Linked DNA regions of Homo sapiens: region 1 is linked to region 2. The links are chromatin contacts, found by Hi-C in ENCODE. All regions are on one chromosome and are shown on one strand. The core of a region is the stretch at or near the end of the contact, and the rest is flanking DNA. Distances in the headings are between cores, read along the strand shown.

Region 1 (4,184 bases), core at 911-3,410, 260 kb before region 2:
ACTGGAGAAAGTGTTTTCAAGCGTAAGCACAGGCTTTGGAGTCAGGCAGACCTGGGTTTGAATACTCATTTCACCATTTATAGCAATGTGACCTGCAAAAAGATGCTTTTCTAGCCAGTTTCGTACTGGCAGTCACTGACAATACCATCCACCTCATGGGCTGTTGTGTGGAGTCAATTAAATGATCTTATAAGGTGCATGAAACACCTTAGGTACTTAAAAAATGGTAGCTGCTCTTCTTATTATGAACAAAATCAATTACTTAAAAACTTTAACACAAGAATGACATCTATAAAATGGGAATAGGGGACTTACTGTGAAGATTCAATGAGCCTATGATTTAAAAAAAACTAGTTTATATTTATGGAGCACTTCAAAACACACCACGCTCTTAAATTTTAAGTACTTTAAAATGTGCCAGAACAGTGCTTGGCAAGTAGTAAAAAACATTAGCTACTATTGTTCTTGCATTTAGCGTGTGTCCCTCTCGCTAGATTGTAAGCACTGTAAAAGTCCCTGCTAGTCTTGTTCAAGGCAACCTGCAGTATGGCAGGCACACCAGAGGTGTTCAAAAAATATCTGCTGAATGAATGAAGAGTAAACTTTGTGCTGAAGATACAAGGGCAAACACACCTTTCAACAATATCTGGATACTTTCATCGCACTTTTAACCCCCACCTCATTCCTCGCCTTCCTGGCCCCTAAAAGTGGGACAGTATGTGAAGAGACGGGCGGAACTACTTTACCTGAAGAACAGAAGATCTCTGGAGCACCTTCTCCTGCGCTGATGGGTACAAAACTAGTTTCTCCAGCAGTTCTTTGTGAAGTGGGTCGGACTCGAGGGCTTCGTAGAATGAAATGTCATGCTGGCTAAGAAGGCTGAACTTAGACTTTCGGTAGAAAGTGGCCAGGCCTTCGTGCTGCTTGATTCGAAACACCCCCTCGAGCCCGAAGGCCTCTAGGGCGGGTACCAAGCTGTCAGAAAACACTGCGCGGTCAACCTCCTGCAAACAGATGACATCGGCGTTGTAGCCGGTGAGTTCCTTCTGGATAAGGTTCTGGCGGTAGTCGAGCTCCAGGGCGTAGGGGGCACAGTATGGGTACAGAACCGTTCGCGAGAACTCAGTCTGCGCGTACGTGTCTGCCAGGATGTTGTAAGAGACAGTGCGGATGAGAGCGTCCTCAGTCACCTTCTTCGTGTAGAGATGCCGGTGGTCAAAAGTGCAGGTGCCAGGCCCAGCCTCTACCACACACACACTTTCCAACTCCCGGCTGTGCCCAAAGCGCTGCCCATCGCCTGGGGTGCAGTGAAGCTTGAGCCTTAGCCCGATGTCGGCATTGGACGGGGTGTAGACACGCTCCTCCACATCAGTCTCAGTCCAAGAAGAAGAAGGTGAGGAGGGAGACAATGACGAGGGGACACCGACCTCGGGCTCCGCCGCTCCGGGCTTGGCTTCCTTATACCAGCGGAAAAGGGAGCTGGCGGGATCCCCAAATTCGAGGCTGAGTTTGGGGCACACAGGGAACCCGGCCATGATGTAGCGCGGCAACTGCAGTTCGGTGAAGGCGGGCGGGTTGCGCTCCACCTTGTACTTAACATCGCCGATCTGCAGCACCGCGCCGTCTTGCCAGGCATCCACGTTGAGCACGTCCTCAGCCACTGCCTCTTCCCGGTAGTACAGCTTCACCACGGGCTCGCAGAACACAGCCGGCTCAGGCCCCGGCCCTGAACAGGCCGCACCGCCGCTAGCATTCGGCCGGCTCTTCCTGCTCTTCTTGGCGGCGGCCGCCTTAGCGTGACCCTTTAGGGCATTGGTAGCGATGCGGCTGAGGACTCGACCCAGCGGCTCGCTCTGGTCGCGCTGCATGTTCTTGTGGCTACCATCAGCCAAAGCGAATGACAGGCTCAGCTTGGGTTCCGAAGGTACGCAGCGCACTACAGCGCGCTCCATCGCTCCCGCCGCTGTCTGGCTCCCCGCTTCAGCCCGGCTCAGCTTCTCCACCGCCGTCCGGATCACCCGAAGCGCGGCGCGGGCGCCTGGGAGCCTCCACATGAACCTGGTGGCCTAGCGGTCGACAAGACCCGCGGCCGATCAGCGGCCTACTGTCAGGTGGAGCTGAGGAGCCGAGGCCGCCGGCTTTGACTCATTCAGATCTCGCGACTTCCGGCTAGCGAAGAGAGGGAATGAAGTGCTTCCGACTCGCACTTTCGCCTAGCGCGTGGGCACGCATGTCTGTAATACTCTGAAGATTAATTTTTACCTACACGATAGGTCAGAATTATAGGGAAGTGAAGAAAATATAAAGGTGTCAGAGGAAAATACTAGATTCCACGGTTTTGTCGAAAGTGCATGCTGGTGACGGGAGGGCATGCCCTCCAAGCCGGAAGTGGATAGGGTGGTGTCACGTGTTCCGCTTCGTTGGAGGAGGTGGACACCTGTCTTGGAATCTTGGCTGACCAGCTCTCCTCCCTGCGCCCGGGACTGGACTGCGCTAGGACGTGGAGGCCTCCACCCGGATTGCGAGCTTTACTCGCAGTGTGGAAGGTGTTGCCCATTTCATCTCCACAGCTTTGCCGACCCTGATCGCTCGTTTCGGTGGCCTGGTGGGTTCACCCCAGGCTGAGCCAGCGCCTACGCACCTCTGAGCAGAGCCTTTGTGGTAGTTAACAACGAACGATATACAATAACTCCGTTTAGTGAGCGCAGACTATGCGAGAAACGCTACACACACTATCTTATTTAAGCCTCATAGTTCTTATGAGGTAGGTCTCTTTATCCATCGCTTTACAGATGCAGAGTCCCGAGATATTACCTGCTCAGGGTCACACAACTATTAATTGGCAGAAAGAAATAGTACTGACAAACTGCGGAAGGCTGTTTGTTATTTTTTATTAGAGACAGGTTGTCACTTTGACGCCCAAGCTGGAGTGCAGTGGCCTGATCATAGCTCACTGCCCCCTCGAACTCCAGGGCTCGTGCGATCCTCCCGCCTAACCCTCTCAAGTACAAACAGGCAAGAGCCACCCAGTGTTTATTTTTAGTTAGTAAATAGGAAGACTCTATTTAGTTACTACATTTAACAAATAAAATTACAGGATCTCAGTTAAATTCAATTTCAGATAAGGAATAATAATGGGGCATATATTAAGAAATAGTTGTTTATCTGTTTATTTTATTTTTTTATTTTTTAGGTAGGGCCTTGCTCTTTCACCCAAGCTGGAGTGCAGCTGTGCGATCTTGGCTTACTGCAACTTCGGCTTCCAGAGTTCAAGCGATTCTCGTGCCTCAGCCTCCCAAGTAGCTGGGACTACAGGCACACACCACCACGCCCAGCTAATTTTTGTATTTTAGTAGAGAAGGGCTTCACCATGTTTCCTGGGCTGGTCGCGAACTCCTGGCCTCAAGCAAGCCCCCCGCCTTACCCTCCCAAAATTCTGGGATAACAAGTGAAAACCACCTCCCCTGGCCTAAGGAATCGTGCACTTTATTGCTATTTCTTTTAAAGGTCTTAAAGACGCCGGGCCCAGTGGCTCACGTCTGTAATCCCAGCACTTTGGGAGGCTGAGGCGGGTGGATCGCCTAAGGTCAGGAGTTCGAGACCAGCCTGGCCAACATAGTGAAACCCCGTCTCTACTAAAAATACAAAAAATTAGCTGGGCATGGTGGCGCACACCTGTAATCCCAGCTACTAGGGAGGCTGAGGCAGGAGAATCGCTTGAACCTGGGAGATGGAGGTCATAGTGAGTTGAGATCATGCCATTGCACTCCAGCCTGGGCAACAAGAGTGAAACTCCGTCTCAAAACAAAACAAAAAAAGGTCTTGAAGAACGAATGAATTGCTTTACCTGTAGACCAGAAAGAGGTCCAGTGTGATGAGTAAGGTGAGACCAGGGGAGAGTAGCAGATAAGAAAGATATGCATCCACCAAATTGTGTAGTGCATTCTAAGCCATAGTATGAAGTTCTGGATTTCTTCTAAGAGGGCCATTAGAGTTGTTTTGCTTGCAATTATGGAAAAGCTTTAATTTTCATTTTCTTGAAAGGGGAAAAGCTAAAAACATTTGGTTTTAATTGCAAGAAAAAAGGTGTTTGATACTGTAATTGTCATTGGCCTCCATGTAATTATTTTTTTATTTTTTTATTTTTGAGATGGAGCCTCACTCTGTCACCCAGGCTGGAGTGC
Region 2 (4,165 bases), core at 1,580-4,079:
CTCAACAAAATTTATTTGAAGTTTAGGGAGAATAAGGATGGATATTATACACTGCTCCCCAAAATAAGTTTTTGCTCAAACCTTTTAGGATCTAGCTCAATTATAATAAACATTAATAGAACATTTACATTAGAAATTATTATTATCTCTTTGTGTGTATGGCATTTATATTATTTTGGGAATACCATGCTGCTTTTTTATCGTAGCCTATGGGATATGTCATTCTTTTCAGCCCCTCCCCCCACTTCTACAAGGGGGTTCACAGATTGAACAGCTGCCCATCCATATTTTGATTCTGAATTCCCTTTACACATTGCTCAGAGGCACAAATTAGCTTGACACAGTCTCCCGCTAGTGACTAGCATTTTCTGGCTATAAGAAACTGCTAGGCCTAGGAGCCAGCCAGGTCCCCCAAGGCATAGATGTTGCTAGCCACATGGGGTGGGGGCCAATTTTGCCCCATTTAGGAAACTGCTTGCTCCTCCCCTGCTTCTGCCATCATCATCTTTCTACAAGTCTGGAAAAAAAAGTCTCATTCTTTTGTTTTCTCTTCCCTAACTTTTTAATTCTTAAATAACAACAATTTCTTAAAATATTTACTGATCACCCAGAATCACCATCCAACCTATCAAATATTCTCATTACGAATGTGGTTCAGTTATAACTATGAGAAACGTGACCTTAGTTTGGAAAGACTCTTAATATCTTATATCTGGCTTTTTGGGGATTGTATATAGTTTCTTTTCATGAATTGGTAAGAGTTGACATGTTTTTCTTATTATTTACCTGCTAAAAACAAATAGAAACGTCAGCTTCTTCTAATGTGTGGGTTTCTTGGATTAGAGCTCTAAGCAGTTGTATTTCTTCTTTTGAGTCTCCCCCACTACCTATACTGTATTTTATTCCTTCTTCCCTCCCTTCTCATTCTCCCCTCCCAAATCCTCTTGAGTTTTCTCATGCCTGCTAAGCGGTCAGAACTTTAAAGTCTATTCCTGTCTTCCACACCTAGAATCATGCACCATACGAAATACTTGCCTTGGGCTGGGCGCAGTGGCTCACGCCTGTAATCCCAGCACTTTGGGAGGCTGAGGCGGGCAGATCACGAGGTCAGGGGTTCAAGACCAGCCTGGCCAACATAGTGAAACCCCGTCTCTACTAAAAATACAAAAATTAGCAAGGCATGGTGGCAGGCACCTGTAGTCCCACCTACTCAGGAGGCTGAGACAAGAGAATCGCTTGAACCTGGGAGGCAGAGGTTGCAGTGAGCCGAGATTGTGCCACTGTACTCCAGCCTAGGTGACAGAGTGAGACTCAGTCTCCAAAAAAAAAAAAAAAAAGAAAAGAAAAGAAATACTTGCCTTGTTTCACAACCGTAATACTATATGTACTGTAAAAAAATATATATGCTGTAAAACCTTCATATATCACAATTATGATCTTAGATTTAGTTCTGGCCATTTTATTACAAGATAAATAGTTCTTTTCGTACCAATGGCTGTTTTTCCCTTTATCAAGTGAATATATTTCTTTTTTTTTTTCAAGCTCAAAAATCTCGGATTATAAAGTCGGATGCCTATGTCTGTCCCCTCTACAAGACAAGTGAACGTAAAGGAACTCTTTCCACTACGGGACATTCTACTAACTTTGTCATTGCAATGTTGTTAAAAACAGACCAACCTACTCGGCACTGGATCAAGCGCGGGGTTGCTTTGCTTTGTCAGTTGGATGACTAAATTGGACAAATTTATAAAACATCCAAAAGTTTAAAAAAAAAAAAACCTGTCCTACTTAAAATATATACATTATAAAACCAAGTGTTTTGGTGTTATTCTTTTAAATGATCTTTGCAAACACTCATTGCATTGTTCTCCTTTCTGAGGAGAACTTTTTGAAGTTTGATTGTATGTGAAAAATAGATTTGGGGGTTAAACGGTAACATTTAACAAATATCAGGAATTATCTCCTTCACAAATGTTAAGTCATTCCTTCAGCTTCAGTATAGTTTACTTTCCACTCTCCTACCTAAAGTAATTATACATAAATATTTCAAATACATAAATTAAGAAATTATAAATATGGAAAATATTAAAAGTTACCCAACTATACCTCTTTATTTCTTACCTCTAAGACATCGGTTCCATTTCTCACTGCATCCTTGTGACTAGGAAAGGAAACTCAAAGCTGCGAAGTTGGCCTGCAAAGGCAGTAGGATGGCTTGAGGGCAGTCCGAACTTCTACACCTGCAGTGACAGTGTGCTTCTCGGCATTTGCTTCATATTTAATTTGAAATGTCAAGTGGTCCCTTTGCTTTTTTTAGTGTATATTAACAATTTAAAAATATTTCAACAAAACAGAATTTTGATCAAAATTTTATCTTGTGTAGAGTGAATTCTTCCCTTAGGATTCCAAGGACACTGAAGGCCACAGTTCTGTAACCCAAGGAAAATGTAGTCACAGCTACCTAGTGAATCTAGTACATTGGGACAGTCACTTTGGATAATTGGGTCAGAGCAAAATGTTTGGGTTCTCTTAAGTGAAAAATTGATTGTGGTTTGCAGTGGCTATGTGCATGAATTCTCTTTGCATGGCCAACCCCCTGCAAAAGCATTTTATTCCAGGAATAAAATATTTAATCCTTTAAATTTGATGAATGTAGCACTGAAGAAAAGAGATCATGTTTCCAAAAAGAGCTAAACCACATGTAAAAAACAAGGAGAATGTGCCAAACTGTCTTATGATGAAGTATTTATAGTAAAGCTATTAATGGAATGGTCACTACAGGGGAGAGGAGAGCCTAAATATAAATGAAAATTCTGAGGCTTACATGTGTTAGTCCTTAACAGTGAAAACTTCACTGCTGTCCTAGAGGATAAAACAAAAGGTAAAAAGTCTTTGAAATGTGACCAAATGTATTCTATGCTAAAACTGACATTTTTCTTTTAAAACCATTTAGATATTGCCTAGTAAGATACATTTGTTTTTACTACTGCTGTATCCATGTTGTAATTATGAGAATACATTTGTTCCTATAACATGTTTATTTTTAATGTATATTAAGTAAAATATTATTTTCAGCATCACACTGTGTGTAGGAAAGATATTATTTTGGATGAGTGCTACAATCACTGTGAAAGACTCACAGCCAAGTTGAACAGATCAGAGTGTTGTCAGTGTTAGAGTGGCACTAACCGAAGTCTTATTTGAAAGGTGGTTTTTCCTGAATAAGCTTTAAGTCAATGGCTACTCATGGAAACTTCTAATTTTTGTTGAATCTGTGGCAGTCCACAAAACTTTTTTAAGTTTATAGAAATTTTTTAGTGAATATTTTGTTTCCTAAATTTTGTATATTTTTCATTGTTAATCCTACCAATTTTCTAGATTTCTGAATTTCATTTGTAATTTTAAGCAGTTGATCTCTTCACAACTGGAAAAATACTTTTAATTCACTCTGACTTTAAAGTAAACCTGTCCACGTTTCACATGGATAATTACACCAGCGATGAAGACATAGATGAAGACTTTGACACCCAGCTCATCATTCAACAGAGTTTGCAGGATATTTATAAGCCAGGAACAGCACAACATGCACCTAAGGATGAGAGGTAATGGTTTTCTCATCGGCAATATAGTATTAAGTGTTGTATTCAACAGCTGACACTTGTCATTAGCTTAACTCTAGTGTTGTGACAAAAACAGGAGGGTCAGAATCCAAGGAGCTGTCAATTAAATATCTGTAAGATATTATGCCTAACTAGACAGGAATAATCTGGAAATAATTCAGAATTTAATTAGGCAATAAAAATATCTGAAGGAGGTTAGCAGCAAATCTGGGTGAGGTGATACAGACTGGAAATCAGAAGAAAGAAAGGAGGATATGAAGGGCTAGAGAAAAACTAATACATCTTGTCTTTGGGAATTGAAGAAATGCATAAATCCAACCGGGACACATAGAAAGTTAGTTATCTTCAACCTTAGTAGGGTAGGTGGGGATGGGGTCCAGTCTTTGATCTACTCAAATCAAAAGGAGGAATTACATAAACTTGAACAAGGCTTCTGAAAGTGTAGATTCAGAGTTTTGTTGGACAACACTGAAAAAGGACCAGTGGGACCCTGTGTGGGGTGTAAGAAGAATCGTCCTGGATATGGCACACCTGCTCACACGCTC

The links. A loop is a pair of places that touch in the nucleus more often than their neighbours do. Pooled maps may share reads with other maps.
Region 1: a loop to region 2 is called in a pooled map, with 2.3 times the contacts of the local background. The contact joins the promoter of PDE12 here to the promoter of ASB14 in region 2. A Hi-C loop is called at or near these places in 2 of 50 pooled maps.

What each region holds. Positions count from the first base shown.
Region 1 is chr3:57,554,250-57,558,433 of GRCh38, reverse strand. PDE12 (phosphodiesterase 12) reads right to left here and starts at 2,160. Exons shown (of 3, transcript NM_177966.7): 1 at 747-2,160. The coding sequence starts at 2,054. It also overlaps a transcript of DNAH12 not described here. RefSeq lists enhancers at 1-330, 1,227-1,396, 1,887-2,666.
Region 2 is chr3:57,291,349-57,295,513 of GRCh38, reverse strand. ASB14 (ankyrin repeat and SOCS box containing 14) reads left to right here and starts at 2,829. Exons shown (of 11, transcript NM_001142733.3): 1 at 2,829-2,881; 2 at 3,410-3,602. The coding sequence starts at 3,481. It overlaps DNAH12 (dynein axonemal heavy chain 12), which reads left to right. Exons shown (of 74, transcript NM_001366028.2): 74 at 1,543-1,814. The coding sequence ends at 1,733. It overlaps LOC124909384 (a long non-coding RNA gene), which reads right to left and starts at 2,723. Exons shown (of 2, transcript XR_007095923.1): 1 at 2,122-2,723.